3 separate regions of the Mus musculus genome follow, and all the other regions are linked to region 3. A link is a loop called in an ENCODE intact Hi-C map of the cell type or tissue named here. Cell type or tissue: left cerebral cortex. All regions are shown on one strand.

Evidence for each region. Hi-C counts contacts between places; a loop is a spot of excess contacts. Peaks named below come from ENCODE experiments on the same cell type or tissue, not always from the same donor. Only the 100,000 strongest peaks of a DNase experiment are listed, where the experiment ranks them.
Region 1: a loop joins it to region 3, with 2.5 times the contacts of the local background. A loop is called at or near these places in 4 of 42 quality-filtered maps.
Region 2: it touches region 3 in a loop (4-fold over the local background); 6 of 42 quality-filtered maps call a loop at or near these places.

Annotation. Positions count from the first base shown.
Region 1 is chr8:95,694,949-95,702,948 of GRCm38, forward strand. It overlaps Ndrg4 (N-myc downstream regulated gene 4), which reads left to right. Exons shown (of 17, transcript NM_001372423.1): 2 at 2,246-2,340; 3 at 5,165-5,209. Gm51585 (a long non-coding RNA gene) reads right to left here and starts at 3,399. Exons shown (of 2, transcript XR_003947588.1): 1 at 2,545-3,399; 2 at 2,087-2,378. In left cerebral cortex, a CTCF peak has its summit at 2,388 (motif pointing left); DNase peaks (open chromatin) are centred at 770, 1,957, 2,386, 3,202 and 8 more places; H3K4me3 peaks cover 1,126 bases; H3K27ac peaks cover 7,733 bases.
Region 2 is chr8:95,431,881-95,439,880 of GRCm38, forward strand. Cfap20 (cilia and flagella associated protein 20) reads right to left here and starts at 2,989. Exons shown (of 6, transcript NM_008187.2): 1 at 2,608-2,989. The coding sequence starts at 2,691. In left cerebral cortex, a CTCF peak has its summit at 4,272 (motif pointing left); DNase peaks (open chromatin) are centred at 1,553, 2,486 and 3,069; H3K4me3 peaks cover 2,744 bases; H3K27ac peaks cover 1,957 bases.
Region 3 is chr8:95,484,992-95,492,991 of GRCm38, forward strand. Csnk2a2 (casein kinase 2, alpha prime polypeptide) reads right to left here and starts at 3,829. Exons shown (of 12, transcript NM_009974.3): 1 at 3,353-3,829; 2 at 2,574-2,685. The coding sequence starts at 3,456. In left cerebral cortex, a CTCF peak has its summit at 3,942 (motif pointing left); DNase peaks (open chromatin) are centred at 3,908 and 7,325; H3K4me3 peaks cover 1,714 bases; H3K27ac peaks cover 1,347 bases.

The DNA of each region.
Region 1 (8,000 bases), 210 kb after region 3:
CCGCTGGGGTGGATGGATGAATGTACACATCGCAGAAAGGAAGGGAAGAAAGGGCAGAGGGAGGAGAGAGGACACCATTCTAAAAATACAGCCATCTGCATCGCTAGTTTCCTGGGAAACCTCTGGAAACAAAGCTCAGCAGGGCGTAGGGTGTGATCGTGTGGGGATTGTGGGGATCGGGGCTTAGGGTGGCAATTCCTCCTCCTGCTGCATTGAGGGTTAGGATGGAGGGGCCCGAGCTGCCACTGGGACGCAGGAGGGGGAGTCTGCGGGCTTCACTGCTAAGAACAGCTGGAGACAGAGCCATAAAGGGAGGGAGAAAGGAAGCCAGGTCTCCAGGGACTGACCGGGACCGACCGTCCCTTCACTCTCTAGGTGGTATGGTGCTCTAGCATGAACACTGAACAGGTCTCTTCCAGCCTCACCTCACTTCCCATCACTGTGGAATGAGACAGCAGAGTAGGCACTTTACAGGCTGGGAGATAGATGCCTTAGAGGCCGGAGGAATTGGGGCCAGGCCGCGGTGGCACTCGCCTCTGATCCCAACCCACTTCAGAGTGGACACCCTTCTCTCAGTTCTTATCCACGGCTACAGGGGCAATGCCTGAAACCAGTTATTATGCATATTTTGTAAGGGTCTTACAGTATCGCAGGATGGCCTTGAATTTACAACCCCTCTGCCCTAGCTTCCCCTCCACCGTGTGTAATGTGCAGTCTCCCAGGCTCTTTCTGTGGGGCCTGTTTATATCTTATACCTGGGATGATACTGAATGCTTTGTAGCGGCTTTGGAAACACTTATCACCTGGGTTCTACATGTGCCGTGACAAGCACGTAGCATCAGAGGACAGCTCGTGGGATTCAGTTCTGTCCTTTGCCACTGCGCGTTCTGGAAACTAAACTCTAGTTGTCTTATTTGGTGGCAAATGGCTTTACCTGCTGAGCCACCGCACTAGCTCTGTTAGCTGCATTTTATTGTTATACAACATTTCCCCATGAAATTGAAAATTATCTTAGTCAAATTACCAAAGTAATGTGTGAATCTCGTAGCCCATTGGTGAACTTTTGGCTGCTTCTGACTTTTCTGTTGACGGTGACACTGGAGAGCATTCCCAAAGCTAAGTGAGCCATTAGTCACCCCCTGGGTTCCTTACAAAGTCTCCCTTGTTGATTGGGACTTGCTGAATCTGACAATATGAATATTTAGAATACCTTATCTTTTGGTAATTCACATTGGCTACACCCCAGCTGTGTCCTCAATCCGTGGTTTGCGCCTTTTGAAGATTTTTCATTCATTTTTGCCAACCTGACCCTCAAGAGAACAAAGGTGTCAGAGATGATATAAGTATTTTAATTAATTTCTATTTTATGTGCATTGGTGTTTTGCCTGCACATGTGTCTGTGAGGGTGTCAATGCCCTGGACCTGGAGTTATAGACAGTTGTGAGCTGCCACGTGGGTGCTGGGAATTGAACCCAGGTCCTCAGGAAGAGCAGCTGGTGTTCTAACTGCTAAGCAATCTCTCCAGTCTAGAATACCTTATTTTAATCTGAATGTCTTTGGGTATCTCTCTGTGTTTTAATGAATGTTTGACTCATTTCCCTCCTGGGTATCTTCTGGCCTCTGCCATCATGCCCAAGTGAGACAGACACAGTACTGCCTCTCCTGTGCGCGCGCGCGCACACACACACACACACACACACACACACACACACACACACGTGTGCGCGCACAAGAGAGAGAGAGAGAGAGAGAGGGAGAGAGAATGCCGAAATGTGTACACACGTGTATAGATGTGACCCTTTCTCTCTAAAAGGTCAGACGTTTCTGTGTCTGCCAGAATCAGGTCCGGGACCCTCTGGTGACTGCCGGCTGAGATCACATGTGTTTTCTGTCCTAAGCCAAGCCCTGTTCAGGTTCCAGGAAAGAGAGCTTTCACCTCCCATCCTCTTCAGCTTCAGTCTACCAAAATCTCTGCAAGCAACTCTGAGCTGCTCTCATCCCATCTCTTTCTTGCCTCTCCATTGAGCCCTTTTGCCTCACAATAAATGCAGGGTTTTGTTTAGAACCTTCAAGGTTCCTTTGCTGCTTAGTTTTGCAAAACATGACTTTATTTGAAAAACAAATACAGTATAATAGTCCTTGGTACAAGCAGATCTTGGTCCCCTGGGGACAGCAGCCCTGCCCTGTGATGTCCTCACCCGGCAGCTTCAGAACAAGGCCCAACCTCGTACTCCCTTCCTCCTAGGGCTTCTGCTCCACGACGTGACCATGGCAGGGCTGCAGGAGCTGCGATTTCCTGAGGAGAAGCCCCTGCTCCGCGGCCAGGATGCCACTGAGATGGTGAGTCGCCCCTTCCAGGTCCTGGGGCTGAGCGCCACCTTGTGGTGAAATTGGAAATTGTGTGTTCTTGTCTTTCCTGTTGTCATGGACCCTCCCTGTGAGAGCTCAGAGCTACCCAGAACTGATGTTCATTCCCTGAGAAATGTGTCAGGGCCAGCCAGCCTGAGTGCCCAGCCCATGTCGCTGGGTATGGTCCCCGCTCACCTTGCTTTGCAGCTGGGAGAGGCAGGAGCCCAGAGCCTTCCACCTTTAGCTCCGTGTTTCCTTTCCACCCACCTTCAGCTTCCTTCCAGAAGAAGCCGCAAGGATTGGGATCGGATGGATGGCTTAGCCAGCGCTCTGGGGAATCCCAGCACATGAGACCATAGCCCTGCCCCTGAGAGCATGGTCTGTCCTTCCTTTAACACATAACTCCCAGGTTAGTTGAGGGTAGCTCGTGAGGCCAGAAGTGAACGTATTTGGCAAGCTCTTCAACCCAGGTTCATCCTCCTGCTAGGATGCCTGCGGGAACCTCCTTCCTGCATCCCCACTTTTCTCCTTGCGCAGTACAACCCTTTAAAGACACACAATAATAGTCCTATGCAGCCCTATCTGTTGTAATGGGGAGACCCTCCCCAGAGCTCAGAACCACCCTAAACTGACTCTCCAATGTTCATTCTTGAGGCTGGGGGATTGCCTTCTCTTTACCCTGCCTCCCTCCTTCCCTGCCTCCTTGAACCTTTGAGCGTATCTGCCATATTCCCAGGTGCTTCCTCTGCTGGAAGACATTAGCCCAGGAATGCATAGAACAGGCTGTCACACCCTGACCCTGAAGCCCGGGCTGGCCTGTTCTGTGCCCAGGTCTCTCCAGCCTCCTGCAGCACATTGCTATCCCTTTGTCCTGACTCACAGTCCTTTGCTTCCAGTTCGTGGCAACCTCCTTCTTCCTTCTGCTCTACCCAGCCTCTCACTTCCTGCCACCGGGGCCATAGCTTGCCTCTCTGGAGTTTGGATCTGTGTTGCAGTCTCACGAGGAGGTCTCAGTCCTTGAGTCAGCACAAGGTTCTCACTGGGTACCCAGTGGCCTCTGCTTTTCCCAAAGGGGCAAAAAAAAAAAAAAAAAAAAAAAAAAAACCACCCAGTGCAGCCTCCACGTGACTCCCAGCAAAGTCCTTGAGGTGTCAGCTAGCTTTACCTTACATTGTCTTTGGGAGCTGCCGTTTCTCGACCTGTGATGCTGGCAGAGTCTCATAGCACCCTGAGTGCAGTGCCTGCCTGACCTCTATGTTCTGAGTGGCTGTAGTTTGCCAGGTACACATTCTTGTTATCCCACGATCCACCCTCCCCCCACCCCGCCCCCATAGCCATGGTATCCACAGCGGGGGGGGGGGGGGGGGGGGGCTTCAGTTAGTGAGATAGAAGCAGCCCAGGAAAAGCATCTGTACACACTTTTTTTTTCCTTGCCTTTATTCCCTTAACAGCAGAGTATAGCAACTATTTCCATGACATATGTCTTCTAGAAGGTGTGTTCTGGGCAACCCAGAGCCGATTTAAATTGTGTGAGAGGAGAATCGTAGGCTCTGGGCAAAGAAAATGCCATCTCAGAGAAGTGGGCTCTGGTACCTACAAAAGACTCTGTAACCAATGCAGAGGCGGGAGGGTGACTATATTCTATATACATCTCGACCTCTATAAGCCACTTTAGACTAGCTCTCCCTGAGGACTGCAGAGTCCTGGGATCTGTAAGGTGCTGCCTGCTCCCTCTCTGCACCCCGCTGGTCTCCACACTCTCCTGGGCTTTCCTAGCATCCCGACCCTCTCCTGCCCTTTGTTTTGATCTCATATATACCTCCTATGGCGCCCAGGGATTCATGTTGGATTATTTCTTTCTGCTATCTCTTGGCTTGTGGACCCCATCCCTCCCACACTCCTATCTCCTGAGCCCCCAACATCCCGAGAGCACACTGCACACCCTACCATTATCTGCCTCATCCTTTCTGTCAGATTTTGTTTTTAACAGAACCGCCTCCCTCCTTCCCCGATGTAATTACCTTCCCACTTGCTCTTCTGTTTGGTGAGCTTGGTGAAGGGCTCCGTCATCAGTGAACAGCCCTACCCCCTTCTGCCAGCAGCCCCCCTTCCTGAGGGGTTCCCAAAGTGGCTGCCCTCCCTCCCTTGGCCCCTGTCGTTCCTCCCAGGCCTTGGAAGAATCAGTGGGTCTCACTACAGAGCTGAGGCTGGCCTTGGACTTAAGATCCCCCTATTCCACCCTCCTGAACGCTGGAAATACCTGCAGTGCTATGTGGGTGTGTTCTGAGCCGTAGGCCCCTCATTTGTGAAGGCAGGTTGTTCATTTGATCAGCCTGTGTTCAGGAGCCCACTCTAGTCCAGCCTTTACATGACCAGATACGGTCCCCTCCTCAAGGTACCAGAGGCAGGACAGGCAGGGATCAAAGATGCATGCCACTGACAGTTTGACATTGACCCAAGGTTTGAGACAGTAAAGTGGGCAGTGTGGCTGGCCTTGACAACACCTAATATCCATAGGTCAGGACAGTGAACAGGCCTCAGCTTACCCACCCAGCCCTGGGCGTGACAGTCATAGTGCTTCTTGGCTCCTTCATCCTCTTCCCTTATGTGTAATGAGGCAGAGATCTCAGTGCTTTCTGCCTGTGGTGCAGCTCTGAGTCTCCCCGTTAACCCAGAAGATAGAAATCCTTGCACCGGGTAACCTGTGAGTCACTTCTGTTAGCATGAATGTAGACTGGGGATCAGAAGATGGGTCTGCTCTGTGCAGAGCCCTGGGAGCTGGGTTAACTTGCCCCCTTTTGTTTGTTCTCCTTAGGATAACCCTGACGCCTTCCTCTCAATTGTGGACACAGACTGGAAGGTAGGTTGGGGTTCAGCCTCTCAAATATGGGACCCATATCTGTCTGGACTTCTCTCCCACTGGGCTGGGTCCTAGAGGAGAGTAATAGCCTGTCCATGTGTCCCAGTCTCTGGTGGTGAGGGCAGGGCCACCTCACGGCCTAATGACCCCCACGGCTCACAGCAGCTCCCCCTGCCCAGTGAAGGGGTTGGACCCTCTGTGAACAGGACAGTTGGAAAGGAAGCAGAGGCCTCCGGCAATGAGTGTGCAGAAAGGAGCGAGGGATGCTGTCATCTGAATCAGCATTTTCCTCCGGTGAAAGCTAGGTTGACTGTGAAATAACTCTTGTTTCCATAGCAGCTGTTGCCTGGACAACCATGTCCCGGTTAGTTTGATGCCAAAGGTACCATGAAAATGGAACTCGCTCTTTGTTTTTATTCCTTCACATGATGATTTTGCTCACTTGGCCAGCTATCCCCCCTGCCTCGAGTCCCTTAGGAACGGTTTATTTCCTGGCACCAGAATATGTCTAACAGCAAGCATAGGATGGAGAGGGAAACGGGGTTATTGGGTTCCCAGACGCCACTGGCCACCCAAATAGGACAAACCCCCTCCTCCCTGCTGGATGGAAGTCACCTCCAGGCCACATCCTTAAATAGATAAGCGTTGGGCAACTAGGGCAACTAGATGGTGGGACCCTGGTTCTCAAGACCTCTTACTTGGTGAAGGACAGCAAAGGAATCCTCCTGTCACTCTGGGAGCACTACATAGAGGCAGGTTTTGTTCGGTTTTCCTTTTTGCAGAAAAGCAGCCACAAAAGATGGCTGTTACCTGGGCCACAGCCGGGGAGCCATCTTCATCCCCAGCTTCACAGCGGCAGGCATTGTCACTGTCGCTGGCCTTACAGGGTCAGCGCGGGTGACAGAAGCAAGACAGAGAAACTAGAAAAATACAAGAGACCGGATTCTAGGTCCAGCAGTGTCCACCCCACCCCTGCCATCCTGCTCCCAGACTGCTCGCCTCGTACGAGGGGATGGTGTCCAAGGGTCCAGTGCTCAGACACCCCCAGTGACCATGACAAGGCACAGCCAGCCACAGCACATAGCCGTAGCAGACTGACTGATGTGGATCCTGGTGCAGTGGCTTCCAGCTGTGAAGTAGGGCAGCTTGCCACCTGTCTGAAGAGTCGGGTGCTGAGTGAGCTAATGCACTCAGGTAGGGTCTAGCATTCAGGCACTAACACAGTGTCTGTTCCCTTAGTGGTTGTGTGTGAGTCTGGACCGCTGAGGATGTAAGTTGCGCTGCTCTCGCCTGAGTGAGAAAGCACGCTCACTTCGGGGGCTCTTTGTGCTTTCTCCCAGGCTTCTGTGTCTCAGAAGCACAGAATAAAAAAAAAACCTTGCCCCCAGGACTCTTCAGACAGCCGCTGGGCAGGCCTGGCCTCGGGTCTTAGGGTTTGTAGCCAGTGAGCTGAACAGAAACAGGTAGTGTGGAAGAGGCCAGTGTTGGGTCTGCGTTTCCTTTGGAGCCAGGGAAGGAGAAGCCACTCAGTAGGTAGTCAGGGAGTGGATGTGGATTGGTCAGGGCCCACGGGGAGTGGGAGTTGGTGGCAGGACCTTTCTGTTCCCTTGAGAGAGTCATGGGAGCTCTTTAGGGACAGAGCAGGACAGGAGGGCCAGGGACACACTGTTCCATGACTCCCGTTTGGGAGTGGAATGGTGAAGCGTGGCACAGAGAAAGCTGGTGGTACCCCAAGACAGAGGCTGCTACTAGGCCTAGTGCCCATGACTACTGCAAGTCAGGTCACATGACTTGCAAAACAGCTCAGCAGACACCTGGGTGGGTGGGGAGCTGGCCCCCTTCCCATGGAACCCACCAGGGTGCAGGGTGGTACAGTCCTCCATGGAGAAGACAATAGGGGCACAGACACCCAGCTCCCACCATGTTCCTGTCGCTCGGGTTCTCTTAGCCCTGGGGCTGCCTCCTCTGTCACCTCCCTGGCCTCTCCTTTTGGCACTGCTCCTCTCTGTGTGCCTCAGACCAGCTTCTCACCCTGAGCCTCACTGCCCAGTAGATACATCGTGTAGCCTTGGGGATCTTCTCCACAGACTTCGGAGCTGGACTCCATACTGACTGGCTCTAAACACAGGGCTGGTTGGAGTGGGGGGGGGGCGGGGGGGGGGAATGCAAGCTTGCCAGCTTCTCTCCTTCCCTCCTATAGGAGTGTGAGGTTAGGGAGGGCCCCGCCCGCCTGCTCCTTTGCTTCTCTGCCCCTGCAGTCGACCCAGCCCTGGGCATCCCTATAGGTAGGGTGGGCAATGCCCAAGGGGAGAGACAGGCCAGTAGCCTGCCTTCAAGGACAGTAAGTGACTTAGGCTGTCATCTTGCTGGGATGGGTGGGCTTGAGAGTCGGGTCCTCCAGATCCTGGGGCAAGGGCCCTCCCAAGATCTTGGTACTTCCAAGGGAATAGAGCCAAGTGCCGGGGCAGGTCTGCACACCCAGCTTCTCCTCGGGTCTAGCCCTGCATCGGTATACATCGGTATATGTATACATCGGTATACATATCGGTGAGAGGGGCGCCTCTGTGTGCAGGGGTACCTGTGTGGCCTTAGCTGTTGCTCCCCGGAAGCCACATACAGCTGTACCTAATGGATGGTGCCAGGGTGCTAAGCACCCTTGAGCGGCAGAAGCTGGGGACCCTCAGGATGCTGTGTGGCTCGGGAGGGAGGGGCTGAAGTGAGGCGGGGTGAACGAGTACCTCAGAAGCCAATTGGAGCCAGGTTTGTCTCCTAACAGCCAATGCGGGAGCGA
Region 2 (8,000 bases), 53 kb before region 3:
CAGGCTAGACTCAGACTCCCAGAGACTCATCTAATTAAAGTTGTACCCATCCAGCCCTAACATTCTTAATAAAGGTAGTCGGATCTGTTGGTTCCAGAAGTAAAGGGACATTAAAGAACCTGTTGATTTTTTTCTAAGCTCTTGGTCTGAAAGCCAACAAAGATCTGTCTCAGCTCTTAACTAAGTCCCAGTGTGGGGACAGGAGGATGAAGAGGCTGGGAGCTGATAAAATGACCCTGTGGGGTCAAGGCAAGCATCAGAGGCACTGCTACCTCTGCTCTGTGACCAAAGACCAAGGAAGATGTGGGTGAAGGCCAGGAGCACCAAGTGCGTGCGGGAGGTTTTGCGTGCAGAGCGCTTCATGGCCTCCATGCAGCAGGAGCCTGTCTCTAAGGAGGGAGTGGAACCGGTGAGTGAGCCTGGACAACTAGTTAGTCTCAGCGCTGCCTCAGTGCCACATTAGAGGTTTAGGAGAGGAAAAGCCAAAGGACAATGACTACATCACCTTAATTTCAGAAGCCTAAGCAGATGCTACACCTAATCTTTCAAGATCGTTTTTCATAGAAACCAAATAGGCATTTTCTCTGTGCACAAACGCAAAAGTCAGAATAGTAAATACTTGTGATATCAAAATAAGGACTCAAAATAATCATCCCAGTCAGTGTGTAGTGCCTCCTGGCAAAGGGCCAAGGCACAGGTTGGTAATGTAGACAGCCCTGTCGCCCCTACCCTACAACCAGACTCTGACCTTATTACAGCTTTGCCTTAGTTCCCAGGAGAAGGGTGATTTTCTTTGTACAAGGCCTATCACTCAGATGTTGCTCAATAAATCATTGATAAACATGACCAACTCCAGTGTTTCCTTGACTGGACTGCATCCCCAGTTACTGAGATCGCTTAACTGAGGAAAAGCCTGAATACAATAAAGCTGATGTGGATAGGCCTAAACTTCTTCTTTTTCTCTTGCCCCCTCTTGCCTCAGTTGGAGAAAACTTCTCCCTTAAACACTAGTTTGTCAAATCCAAACAAGAGTTAGAAACGTAATTAATTCCTGTTTTTGCAAGAATGTCTGTTTAATTTGCTCCATGTGACTCTGCCCTAATAATGTTGTGTATGTTGTTTATGTCATCAGGGTACCACTGGACCTTTAGAGGCGTTGTTAAGGGACACAGTGCACCATGGTTACTCTGCTTTCTATGCCATGTGTAAACATGTTGACTAGTCAAAAACTCGGGCTTGAAAGAATAAAACACATCACAGAGAAAAGCCAGGGGGTAAATGAACCCTCTGATAGACGCTCCGACACTTCTTTCCCATCTCAAAACAGCATGTTCTCCAGCCCTGTTCTGACTGCTTTACACCAACACTTCAGACAGCTCAGTTTCCAAGTTCAAGCAGCACACAAGCCTGCTCTCTCTCTGTGCCCTCTGGCTGTGCAGAACAGGCAAGATACCAAGGCTGGTGAGCACCCTCCCAACACTGCCAGGTGGACTGTCTCTGGGTTCTCCCTGCAGGTCTCATTTAAGAGCTCCTGCTGCTTCATTTCAAAGTGAACGAACACTCAGGAGATTGTGGGATGGGGGGAGCTAAGGGTCCGCTTCCTATGGGATACTCTTGACATAACTCTAGCTATGGATCTGAAAGAGTTGGTCAGACTGCTTACATACCAAAGGCCAGATCTTGAGGAACTCTCAACTGTCTTAGCCAAATGACAAGACACTCCCAACAGGTTTCTCTCAAAGCTGTCCTCAGAACACACGACTGCCTAGCAGTGACAAACAGAAGGCAATGCAGGTACTCTGTCAACCACTGTGTGTCTCAAAGCCCTTCTCTGTGAATTAGGAAAGACATTGTTCTAGTCCTACTACGAATAATCTTGACTTACTCCACCCATTCTATATACATCTCTATGAACACCACACTAGGCATATCACCTCTCTCCATCTTCCCCAGCCGAGGGCAGAACTAAAGATATTCCCTAAATCACCTGGCTTCCACATTAGAGTGACCACTTTATATTCAAAAACAAAACAAAACAAAAAAACGGTCCAGCTCACTGCCCCAGGAATCTTCATGAGAAAAGAAACGGCAAGGCATTTCATCTAGATCTTAATATCTCCAAAAGTGAACAGGGAAGGCCACCATCTCATGTGGCAAGCAAAAACACCATCCATTCTAGAGGACGGCTGGATAAAAATACAGAGGCTTGATACTGGCTCTCGAGAAGCCCCTAACAATCACCTTTTTGCAGGTTTCCCAATGGAGAAGGCCAGTACAGGAAGAATAGTACGGACTCTAAGTTACAGAGGGCTCGCAGCAAGTTCCAAAGGTTTGGCTGTCGACGGATGGAGCTAATGAATGGGATCAGAACAAGTCTGGCTTGGCCGGTGCTCAGGATGTCCGGGGAAAAGGCCCTCCGTATGGAGTGCAGCAACAGTGCTTGGCACCAGCGAACACATGCATGTCTTTCTTCAAAGTGCTATGCGTTTCAAGCTAGGCTGTGGGCACTCTGCCCCCATTCTACTGACCGGGACGTCAAGGCTCGGTAGCCACTCCATCACGTGGGCGGCTAGTCGGCCCCACCCCCGTCCCGCCCCCACCGCTCACCTTTTTGTCCCAGATCTGCAGGGGCTTGCTGCCGATGCTGTAGAGGATGGAAAGGAAGCCACTCTGGAACGTGTTCTTGAACATCTCGCCAGCCGCGGCCCCGCAGCCGCCGCCCTAGGCCCGGGATTGGAGATCGGCACCGAGCGGCGAAAGAGAGCGGGTGCCGCCGGTCCGAAGGTAGGACGCTGAGAGCTGCAGCCACTGACGGCGGGAAGCGGCGGCGTGACGCAGATCCGTAAGCCTCGGTGAGCACCGAGCCACCTCAGCACCGAAACCACAGCAACTGCCGCCCGCGCCGCCGAGCCTGCCGGAGAGGAGGCGGAGCGCCGCCTCGGCCCGCCACGGATCCCTCCGCACGCTTGGGCCCGCCCCTCGGAGGCGCATTGCCCAGTCCTGCCGCAGAAAGAACGGTTTCCGGTTCCTTCCGCCCTTAGGCCCGCCCCTTCCTGCCCCCTCGGGCGCGGAACTTGGTTGCCAAGGGACTATTCCCCGCCCCTCCCCGCCGGGGCCCAGACTTGGTTTAGAACAGCGGAAGGAGACTTTAAGTTTACCTCACGTGTTTACAGTGCCTGCGTGGTGTCATGGGAACCGGGAGGCGCGTGGAGGGGTGGAGTCATGCCAGACCCCTCCCCCGAAGGGCGGGAAGAGTGAGGAAGGTGGCTTTGTGCCAACGACAGATAAATATTATCCCTGGGTGTGTTGACTCCAGATTTTAATCCTAGTACCGGATTAAATCCCAGCAGAGGTAGAAAGATCTCTGAATTTGAGGTCTACATATCGAGCTCCAGGACAGCCAGGACTCAGAGACACCCTGTCGCAAAAAACAAATATTGGTTGGCCCAGGAGAACGTGTGAGCTAATGAACCAGTATTGATTGCCCAATTTACATCATCACCTTTAATTATCAAGTTACAGTGAATGAGCTGCTGTAAAAGCAATACTCTGGGGGAAAGCGTATCTCTTTAAATGCATTGATTCGAAAAGAAGAAAGCCGGAATATTAAGATATAAACAAAAATTAATAAAATCTTAAAAGTGGAATAGTTGAGTTGAACCGACAGCTGATTTTTTTAAAAAAAGTGTGTCAATTTCTGGAATATTGTAGGAAAGACATACGCTGTGTATTTCAAGTAGAAGGAAATCTCAAGTGTGGAAGACTTCCACCAGTCGCTGAGCGTCTTCCTAAATGGTGTTCCACCCAGGCCTGTGTTCTGGCGCACAGAAAAGAGTTTGAAGCACAGACGATCACTTTAGCAATTTTAACGATCATAGTTGCAAAGTTTACACATTTACTATGTGACGGGTATATGTGATGCCTTACCCTGTATTAACTCACTCTACCCTCACACCAAAGCTTTGAGTACTCCAGCCAGAATTTCTAGATATCGTGAAAACTATGTGAATCTATTACTATATAAAAATGAAACTTGTTATATGGAATTAATTTTTGCATGATATCTGGGAATTCTTTATGTACTCTAAGCCAAGTGAATAATTTATAGCTTGATTGTTTTTAAGTTGTTCAAAATATCCTCGGGGCTGGAGAGATGGCTCCGCTGTTAAGAGCACTGGTTGCTCATCCAAAGATCCTGAGTTCAATTCCCAGCAACCCCATGGTGGCTCACAACCATCTGTAATGGGAACTGATGCCCTCTTCTGGCCTGAAGGTGTACATACAGATAGAGAACTCAGAAACAAAACATAAATAAATAGAAATCTTAAACAAAATCCTCAGGAAAAAGATTCAAGATAAGAAATGATGGTATACACTGGAAGGAGAGGCCCATTGGACTTGCAAACTTTATATGCCCCAGTACAGGAGAACGCCAGGGCCAAAAAGTGGGAGTGGGTGGGTAGGGGAGTCGGGGGGAGGGTATGGGGACTTTTGGGATAGCATTGGAAATGTAAATGAGGAAAATACCTAATAAAAAATATAAAAAAAGAGAAATGATGGTATATGAGTTCTGATGGTGATTTCAATACTGCACATAACTAACCACTTGGCGTCTTATAGAAAGTAAATTATTTCTAAAAATAATTCAGCAGTACTAAGTCTGGAAATAGAAAATGGAATGAGTAATAGAAAATTAAGGTGATAACTAAGCCCCTCAGAAGGTTCTGAGCCCTGTCTCATTTTTTTCTGATTAATGTAATATAGATATTGAGGAAACTATAAAAAGTAACATTTATAATATCACCATTTGGAAATAATTGTATGCCTCTCTATTGTCTCCACACCTCCCTGCATTGCCCTCCTTCTCGGCCCGCATCCCACCACATATTAATGTGTGCAGGTAGCCACGGAAGCTGTCTTTGTCCTAAAACAGACAAGAACTGAGCACAGCATCCCTTGCTGTGGTTGTTAAGATCCATCCTTTGGGCCAGTGGGTGTGGAATCCGTCACTGTCCTCCCAGGTAGGCATCTACATTTATCTCTCCCCTTCTCCAGGAATGGCCATCTTTATGCATATTCCACTTAAAAAAAACCAGATGAGAATTTCTTTGGCTTGCATGTCTGCTCTAGAGTAACTAGATCTCAATAAACACACATGTTCAATTTGACCAAACAGCTCTTACAAATCATGTAGCCATTTACATTCCCATAGACAATGCTTATAGTCACAATTCCTGTTAGTCTGTTTTCTTAAATTTACAAGTCTGAACTATATACATGTTGGTTTGGCTTATTTTTCATTTTCTGATGACTAATATTCTGGCTCATCTCATCATGGGCATTTAAAATTAATTTAAAGTCACTTCTTTCTTTCTTTTTTCTTTTCTTTTTTTTTTTTTTGGTATATATACTTGTATGGGTGCTTTTCCTGCATGGATGTCTGTGCACCTCTCATGCGTCTATAGAGGCCAGAAGAGGGCCTGGAATTACAGAGAGTTGTGAGCCATCCTGTGGGAACTAGGAATCTTACTGGAAGAGCAGCCAGTGAGTGCTCTTAACCACTGAGCCATTTCTCCCACCCCTCTTCACAGGTATTTGAATTGCTTTTATTTGGGGCTGGCAAGAGGATTTAGTTGGTAAAGACACCTGGCACCAAGCCTGGTGATCCGACTCACTTGGTAGAGAATGAATGCCTGCCAGAAGTTGTTCTCTGAGCTTCCTGCACATGCATCTCTCTCTCGCCCTCTCCCCTCCCCCTCCCACATTAAGAAAATTTAATTTCCAATTGCTTGTTTGTGTCTTTTGCCCAGGTCTCCACTGAGGCTCTTTATCCTTTATTGAATTGTGAGACCTAGCACTCACTACACAAGCATCTATCACTGAGTGGCACTAGATAGGAGATAAAGAAGGATGGGGGTTGGGGGGGAGGAGACAGAGACACGCACAGAGAGAGATCCCTTATCTAATTTCTTTCTTCGTTTGTTTCTTCTTTAAGCATGACTACTAGCAAGCCACAACCAACCCCCAGACTGATCACCAACCACCAACCCTGCCTCTCAGGGCCCTAGAATTTATAGACCCGCTGAAAATCTCCCAGAATTCTATCTGCAGCGGGCAAAACCATGCCTCTGCTAGAGCAAGAGGCAGATCATAGTCAGCTGGTGTGGACAATCTGAAGCAGCCCCGAATCCCTCCACCTGGGGTTAAAAAGAAATCACATCCTTGTAATATTTGTGTGTTTTCTTAAAGAGACCAAAATTCCAGAATTGTCACTATACTGGTTTGTCTAATATTCATGGGGTCTTGTTTTTCTATTCAGGTTTTACAGTTAATTTATTGCTCAATTTTGATTAGGATTAGATTGGTATAAATTTGTTTAACAAAAGTATCTTGCTGAGCTTTCTGATGCACACCTTTAACCCCAGCACTCTGGAGGCAGAGGTAGGCGGATCTCTGAGTTTGAGGCCAACCTAGTCCTATAGAGTGAGTTCCAGGACAACCAAGGGGCTACATAGATCCTTTCTCCAATGAGAAAATAAAATAAAACAAAAAACAGACAAACAAAACAACCCACTTGCTTTCATACTTCTATACCTGCCATGACAAATGATACCATACCACATTCTCGGTGGCCCAAAACAGAACCTTTTTCTGTTCTGGAGGTGGGGTGTCCAAAATCAGTGTTGTCAGAGCTGCTCAACTTTAGAGATGTTGGGGGGGGGGGCCCTTCCTGGCCTGAGGCATTCTTGGCTGATGGCAATATAGATGTATACACTCTTCATCCATTTTCACATGGCTACCTCCTTCTCTTCTGTATCCTCTAATAAGGATACTAGTTCTCAGATGGCCTGTCCTGAATCCAGTTCATCATTAACTAACTAACTAACTAACTAACTAACTACCTTAGTTACTGTTCTATTGCTGAGGAGAGACACCATGACCGAGGCAAGTTATATAAAAAAGCAAGAAAGCATTTAATTGGAGGCTTGCTTATAGTTTTAGAGGGTTAGTCCAGGACCATCATATTGTGTGGTGTGTGTGTGTGTGTGTACACACATATATACATATATATTATATACATATATGTTATTTGATTTAATTTCAAATGCTATCCCCTTTCCTATTTTCTCATCCAAAACCCCCCTATCCCCTCCCCCTCCCTCTGCTCCCCAACCCACCCACTCCCACTTCCTGGCCCTGGCATTCCTCTACACTGGGGCATAGAGCCTTCACAGGACCAATGGCCTCTCCTCCCATTGATGACCAACAAGGCCATCCTCTGCTACAAATGCAGTTGGGGCCATGAGTCCTACCATATGTTTTTTGGTTAGTGGTTTAATCCCTGGGAGCTCTGGGGGTACTGGTTAGTTCATATTGTTGTTCCTCCTATGTGGCTACAAATCCCTTCAGCTCCTTGGGTCCTTTCTCTAGCTCCTTCATTGGGGACCCTGTGCTCAGTCCAATGGTTGGCTGCAAGCATCCAGCTCTGTATTTGTCAGACACTGGTAGAGTCTCTCAGGAGACAGTTATAACAGGCTCCTGTCACCAAGCACTTGTTGACATCACAATAGTGTCTGGGTTTGGTGACCGTATATGGGATGGATCTCTAGGTGGGCCAGTCTCTGGATGGCCTTTCCTTCAGTTTCTGCTCCATACTTTGTCTCTGACTCCTGACCATCATATTGTTGAGTGTGGTGCAGGCATGGTGCTGGAGCAATAGATAACAGCTTACATCCTAATCCACAGACAGCAGGTAGAGAATGGGAGTAAGCTTGGCACAGGCTTTTGAAACCTCAGAGTTCTCCCCTCAGTGACACCCATCCTCCAGCAAGAGCATGTTGTTGTGGGGAATTCACCAGAGAAGACTGCCTGGACATGGGTTTATTAGCCAGCCGGCAACTGTTAGGTGTTAGGATCAGGATCCAGATGTAGGTCTGAGCCTTTCTGAGCTTCTGAGCACAAAATCCATGCTCTGGGTTAACATACTTAAGTTAGCAAGA
Region 3 (8,000 bases):
TTTCACACAGACACATTAAAGAAACTGTTAAGAGTTATTACATTTAAGCCAGGCGTGGTGGTGCACGCCTTTAATCCCAGCACCTGAGGGGCAGAGGCAGGTGGATTGCTGAGTTCAAGGCCAACCTGGTCTACAGAGTGAGTTCCAGGACAGCCAGGGCTATACAGAGAAACCCTGTTTTAGAAAAAAATAAAACAAAACAAAAAAACCCACAGACCTTTCACTAGCAGCTTTTTAAATTTGTAAAGTCCTCTAATAGCCTCAACTTACCTTGACAAATGAAATACTTAGAAATCTTACATGCAAGTTAAATGAAATAAAAGCCCTCCATCACTACGCACCCAACTGTGACAAAATGACAAAGACTGATATGAAGTGTCACTGAGTGCCTGCGCCCTGTGTCTCAGTCACCACGTGCCCACCTAGTCTTTCCTGTGAGATTCTATGAAAAGCAAACCTTTCCCAGACTGCCCTAAACCGAGCAGCTGGCACTGCTAAGGGCTTAATTTTCTCTGAGAAAATATCACAATAGTAGGTATTAGTCGTAACTTCAACTTATTTGAGTAATAAGCATAATTTTGGTATAGCCTCTGTTCTTTTTGAAAAATACTTCCAATCCATTATAAAAGCAAAACCACAATATTAGTGATTTCTTACTCTACCCTTCAAATATAAAGAAAAGCTACACAGAAATGCCTACACAGTGGTTTGACAAAGGAGTATGAGGTGGTTCAGACTGCCCTCTGAGAAAAACCAAACACGTCAGGAACTAGAGCATCGAGCGGGTCTCCCAAATCTCATGCTTGAACTTGAACCTGTGCTCAGTGCTAAGATCCTACAGCCCAGGCTGAAATGAACACTCAGAGGAATGAAGAAGTAGGAAGGAAGAGCTCTGGTGAAGGTCCATTTCAACAGAACAATGATGTCAGGTACATTTCTTTGTGCCTAGGTCTGCTATCTGTAAAAATAATTTAAAGCCGCTTCCGTACTGGATGTGGTAAATATATGCATTGGATCTTTAGAGCAGAGGAAAAACTATCAAGCAACTCATCTCTGAAGTTCCTCACAAGAACCATGGGAAACTACTAACCCTATGTTTCCTTAAACACACTGGGGCTTACACACACCTGAGCACTGTTCCCTTCCAAACACTCCACAGCAAACAGCACTTAGTCCCAAAATGCTACTGCACAGACATTTAGACATTTCCCTGAAATTGCTTTAGACTTGGCAAATTCAATCCTCCAAATGTGCAGCAACAGAACATGGATATTCCCAACTATGCTTGTTTTTGCTTATCCTTAAAATGAAAATGTCTGAAGTAACTTCTATTCAAAACAGGTTTATGTAAGTAATGAAATTGCATGGTTTCCTCCAGCAAGTTCCCTGAAGGAAACATTTCTCTGCTTAAAACACACCCCTCCCATAACTACAGACCTCCAATGTACAACTCATACTTAGCGGGGCCAAGCTCCCTATCTGCCATCATTCCTTCCTTCTCACCCCAGTGTCTTGGGCAGCAGCAATAGCATCACCCATCTCTGCAGCAACTCTGCTCCTTCATCACTAGGCCAGGATGGTAAGGAGCATTAGCAGCAGCCATTTTTTTTGAAAGGTGATTCACACAACGCTAAAATCTACACAATTAAATAAGAACTGCCCTAAGGCACAAGCTTTTCAATCCTGCATTTTTGTTCACTGGGCACTGTGAAAATCTGGTGAAACACTACCACTCTCCAGTGCTCTTTCACTAGTGACACACATACATGTTAAGTGATCTGACAACATGAAAAACTGCCCAGATCCTAAGGTGACAAGCATATGCATTTAAATGACTTGACAACCATGAAGAACCGCTCAGGTCCTACGAACCACCCTCTCGAACAACCTACAAAGCACTATTGAATCTTCAATCACCTGTACAGAAACTTGGCTGACTCTTCATGCTCATTAAGATCATGTCTTCATTTGAGTGATAACAAAAGCCCTATCATTATCAAAGCGAGAGGGCTAGTCTTGCCACAGAGACAAGTTTTGTTCCAGTTATTATTTCAGGGGCTAGAATGTACTCTTCTGTTGCCCCAGATCTCTTAGCGGCTGGCTTGCTATATCCAGCCCACCTGAAACTTTACTGCTACATGAAATGAAAATATCAACTGAGGGAATTGTCCTGAATTTTTGGCTTTAAACTTATCTCTGAGCAGACTCCAGTTTTGTTTTGTTTTGGGTTTTCCGGACTTTTTCTGGAGTAACTGGGAGCAGAGAGTAACGAGTACAGATTTAGAATCCCTACAGTTGACAGATTCTCCATGCAAACTCCTTCCTCTCTTGCGAATACCTCTTTATTCCATATCAGATACAGTCCCCCCTCACAAGCTTTGTTTGAGAAGTTCAGAATTCACACTTTAAATGTTCCTGACCTACCAAACTCAGAATTAAGACCAGCCCGCACATTTTCTCAAAAGTTCACAAGGAAAAGCATGGTAGGAGTCCTGTAGGAGATGCTTATTCTGGGATAGCTGGTTCTTTTGCCCTGTGGGGGGAAAGGTTACATGCCACCGTTGGCCACTCACCTTGAGAATTTTTACAACCACCCTCTCATTGTTGGTGATGTTAATGGCCTCAAATACTTCACTATACTTGCCCCGACCAAGTTTTCGAACCAGTTGGTAATCATCTTGATTACTGTGAAAGGCAAGAGATATACATAAATGCCAGGATTTGGGATTAAGCAAGCCTCTGTCCACCACACATCCATCCGCCATCTCCAACTAATCAAGCATTCGGAAGTATTCCTACCATCACACAGCAACTCATTCTCTTAAATGAGAGCCACACAGAAGCTTGGCTCCCTTCACTCTGCAGAGCTCCTAACCTAACTGACTCTTAACAAGAAGAGGAATGGGCAGCTACAAGGCCTCAGGAGCCATTAAGGGGACTAAGGGAAGCATCCCCCCTGGTGGTACTGGGGTGCCCTGCCCGTGGCTCCACGGCACCTGCCTCCCATTTCACACCTTCCAGGGGGCACTGCCCGCTCTAGACAATCTGCCCCTCTTCAAAATGACCCTCCCACCCAGCCTCATTTCAGAAAGTAAAGAGGTAGAGATTTCAACAGCTCAAGAGGACAGCCATGGACTTCCCAACCCATAGGAAGCCCAAAGTCTGAGGAGGAAGGGCCGCCCCCACCCCCGACCCCACGCTTCTCCCCACCGGCGGCTGAGCCGGGGACCGAGGCAGGGCGGACAGGAGAGGCCGGGGACACGTGCGGCCGGGGCCGGGCCTCCCTGCCAGCCCCGAGGCCGAGCGGCCGGCGGGTGCGGTTCGCGCGTGGGGCGGCCGGCGGCGGCTTTACCCCCAGCTCGGGACGTGGGCTTCGTAGTCCCAGTACTCGCGGCTCCTCAGGCTGTTCACCTCGGCGTAGACCCGGGCCCGACTGCCCGCGGCCGGGCCGGGCATGGCGGGCGGGACCGGGGGGCGCCGCGGGGCGCCGAGGGCGGCGGCGGCGCGGCGCGGGGCGCGGGGCGGCAGGCACGGGAAGCGGCGGGCCGCGGGCTGCCCAAGCAAGAGGAGGAGCGCGGCGGCGGCGGCGGGCGTCCGCGCCAGGCCGGGCCCGCGGGGGCGGGCGGACGGACGGACGCTCGGGCCGGGGGGCGCGGAAGGCGCCGGCCGAGCCGGCCCGGGGCCTTCGGCTGCCGGAGGGACGGCGGGGTTCGTGCTCCGCGGAGGCCTCCGCTCGGCTCGCGGCCCCCCAGAGGCGGTGGTGGCGGCAGCGGCAGCCACCGGTCGGGAGAGGGGCAGCGGCAGCGGCGGCGGCGGCGAAGAGGGAGGAGGAGGAGGCGGAGGAAACCCGGAAAAGGGGCCGCACTCGCCAGGAGCGGCCGCCGCCCAGCCCCGGCCCGCCCCGGCCCACAGCGCCCCCTACAGTGCGGGGGGACTATGGCCGGCGCCCGCCCCCTCAGCGAGCTCGCCACCCTCCAAGCAATGTGGCCGGCTGCCTGCCCAACTGCAGGCCACCCCCCAGAAGTCTCTACCTTTGACTGCCGCCGCGCTTAGCATAGTTCCACTGTCCAGTCACCTCGTGTCCACCCACCACGACCTCCCATATTGGCCCTGAGCTGACTTTCTTTGAAACCCAAGAACCCTCCCCTCAAACTGTCCCCCTTCCTCACTCCTCTTCCCACTCTGGACCCCACCCTGCCATCCACAGATCCCTTCCTTCAAGAGGAAAACCAAACTAGTCCTAAAGCTACCCTCGCCTCCCAATTCCCCATCCAGATTCCTCCCTGAGAGCCCACTGAGCCATCCTTTGGGCCACTTGCTTAAACCAGAGCCCACCAGATAGTTTCCCCATAAAGTTAACTGGGTTTTTCCCCCTTTGTATTGAACCTGTAATTTGTGGATCATACTTTGAGAATGTAAATATCCATTTTGTTTGTTTGTTTGTTTGGGAGGAGGGAGAGCTGGGGAGTGAGGACTTCTTGAACAGTCTTCTCTCTCATTGATGTCCTGGGGTCCCCGGCTATCTTGTTTTCCTGTTCATATTCTTTAACAACAAGGATCTCTTCTTCCAGCCCAGGTTGCTCTGACTCTAAACTCCCCCTCTCCCTCCCCCCCACACACTGTTTTCTAGATGAGGCCACGTTTCCTCTTTCTTCACATACCGAACTATCGAGGTTCAAGTCCCGGTTCCATAGTTTGCAAGGAATGCAGATTTGAACCAATGACTCAACGTCTCCGTGCTACAGATTTTGTAGCATCAACCCAGCACCGACTTCACAGAGCTGTACAGAGACTAAGGACTGCTCCATATTAAAACACTACATGTTCCCGCTGTTGTTAAACTCTACACCTTTCCTTCCCTGAGAATAGCGCATGCCCGTCTTTCAGTTTCTTCTTCTCTCTGAGCTTGGCCACGGGGTACCGCTGCCACCCCACAAATGACTGGCTTTCTTTTTCAAATCTCACCTTAGAGGCCACTTTCTCTGAAGTTGATACTTCTCTCAGCGACTCCTCCATGCCCTTCGTAAAACTACAGCTTGGCATGAGTCCTCTCCTGGTTTGCCATCTGTCCCCTCCCTGTGAAAACAATGTGAAGGCATGACTAGGGCTGGGTGATCACCACCAGGTCACTCAGTGTCTGCCGGGCAGGAGGCCTTCAGTCAACACAGTGCTCTTGGCCCACGGTTACCATGCTGGTTACAAAGGGGACCCTGAAGGTCATATTATGCATGGACCAGCTGACTTTCTGTGTGACGCACAGAGAAAGGACACACCACTCATCACATTGCTGTCAAAAAAGCTCAACCTGCATCCAACCAGACACGGCCAAACTGAGGGACAGTTCAGCAAAAAAATCTAGTTCACACTGCTAAAAAATAACAGTGTCACAGCCAAAACAAAACTTGAGGTGCTGCTCTAGAGTAAAGGAGACTGAGAGCGACCCCTGAGGCTGCACACTGTAATCCTACCTGAGGAGTAGACTGTGGGTTCAAGGCCAGCCTGAGCTACATAGTAAGATCTTGTTTTGTTTGTTTACTTTTTTGTGGGGGGATGCAGTCAGGTGTGGTAGTGCATTTTGGTAACCCTGGTACTTGGGAGGTTAAGACAGGCAGATCAGCATGAGTTTGATGCCTGTCTATCTGGACTATGGAGTGAGACCTGTCCAAAATAAAAAATAAAACAAACCATTCAGAAGCCTAGAGAGACAGACACACTATTTCTACTGCCCTTATCATTCAAAAGCAGCAAAGAATATCCAAAATAAATAAATGGGTCAGGCCAGGTGGGGTAGTCCATGACTGTTAGCCTAGCAGTTGGGAGGCTAAGGCAGCAGCATAGCCTAGATTCTGTAATGTGCTTCAGGCCAGTGTGGGTTATGTAGACTCTATTTCAAAAACAAAAGACAACAAAAAAGCAAAAGCAGGAACTGTGTGTGTATGTGTGTGTGTGTGTGTGTGTGTGTGTGAGAGAGAGAGAGAGAGAGAGAGAGAGGAATACACTTATCTCTGGGGTAATTTTAATATGGGGTGTATATTATATATTACCAATGTTTTTGTTTTTCCCAGACAGGGTTTCTCTGTGTAGCCCTGGCCATCCTGGAACTCACTCTGTAGACCAGGCTGGCCCCGAACTCAGAAATTCACCTGCCTCTGCCTCCCAAGTGCTGGGGATCAAAGGCGTGCGCCACCACTGCCTGGAAAATACCACTGTTTTAATGCTAACTTGAAGCACATGAGCTTTATATTGGGGTTAAACAAGAAAAGCCCTTTGGTTTTAAAATTTTCAAGTGTTGAAGGATGAACTGTTTTAATCTCCACAATGTATTCTCAAGTGGCTCTGTAGAAAACCAACAAATAACAAAAACCCATGGGTTCCCAAGGACATGACCATCCATGGAAAGAAGGAACCACTGGCTGACAATTAATGACATAAGCCAAATATCCGCAAGTACTGACTCAGGCACCGTAACGCCAGGACCCTGGAGGCGCAAAGGTAGGAGAGTCATGAGTTTGAAGTCCACCTGGGTTTCATAGCAAGACCTTGTCATAAAAGAAAAAGCCCACAAATTTGCAACTTTGTGCAAACTCTAACACCTTCAATAAAACAAGAACTGTGGGCTGGAAAGAGATATAGCTCAGGGGTTAAGATCAATGGCTGCTCTTCCAGAGGACCCAGGTTCAATTCCTAGCACCCGAATTGCAGCTCACAACTGTCTGTCAATGCCAGTTCCGGGGACACGCACGTAGCCAAAACACCAATGCACATAAAATACATTTTAAAATTTGAATGAAATAAAGCATTTAGCGAACACATGGACTTTGACCTTGATTCCAAACACGGCACCCCCTCTCAATCTCCTTTTTAACACACCCTTAAGATCTTAAGGTTGCTCCAAGTTTTATTTTTTTTGTTTTCTTTTTCCCCCCTCAAAATGTTCTATTAACTTGTCTAGACCAGCAAGTCACAATCCTAAATCTTAGATAGACTTTCTTAGCTCTAGAAAGCTCCTGACACTGTGCAGAAATTGTAGCTAGTTTGAGCATGTATGCTCTTTTTCCTCTGCATGTGTCAGGTTCTCAAAGGAGACTATGGCCTGGAGAGGATTCTAAGCCACTGCCATTGATCTGAGAACTGTGTCCAAGCCCTGGCAGAGCCCCATTCTTTGCCTCCTCCACCCTGGCCCACCTCTGGCCCCACCCACACTCCCTGTTCTTGCCTCTCATCCTTCACCACGTTGCCCACACCCATGTCTCATAACCTGATCCCACACCTGTGGCTGCTTGGGGATTCTCCCACACATGGCTCTGGCGCAACATACTCCGGATTTGGCTGATACTCTATTGGCTCAGCCCTGAAACCTATAGCCAGCCCTCCCACAGCCAAGTGGAAGGCGTTTTTTTTATGGCTTGTTGCAAAGTAGGATGATGGGTGTCCCACAGTATTGGCAAGGTCCCACTGCTTTTCTTTAGTCCCCCCCCCCCCCTTTTCTTTTCTTTTCTTTATATGGCCAGCCTGGCTACGGTTAACATGAGGTGGTACCCTGGCAGTCCAGCTGAAGGAATCTGGCTTGGGTTTGTGAAAGACCGAGCAGGTAGTTCTGCATAAGTAGGTGGAAGGGCAGGGAGAGCCCAGTACTGATTTTTCTTCACTGTGTGTGCCATATACAAGTGAATGTGATCAAAATTATAGAAAAGAGGATGCAAGGAGATGCCTCGAATCAGATCATCCAGTGCTTCCTCGCCGACATCTCTTCTAGACTCCAATTTACCGAACAAAATAAAAATCATTATGAAGATCTTAGAACATTTTCTGACAAGTTTTTTCCTGGGGTTGGGGTTCAAATCTAGAGCCCCCATTTACTGTCTTGATAAGGTCTATTTTCAAAACATTTGAGAGGTTTCACAGGTCTTTTTTTTTTTTTACCTCACATTGTTTCTTCTTAAAACAAAAACAAAAGCAAAGAAAAAAGAAAAGAAAACAAAACAAAAACCCAAACCTCC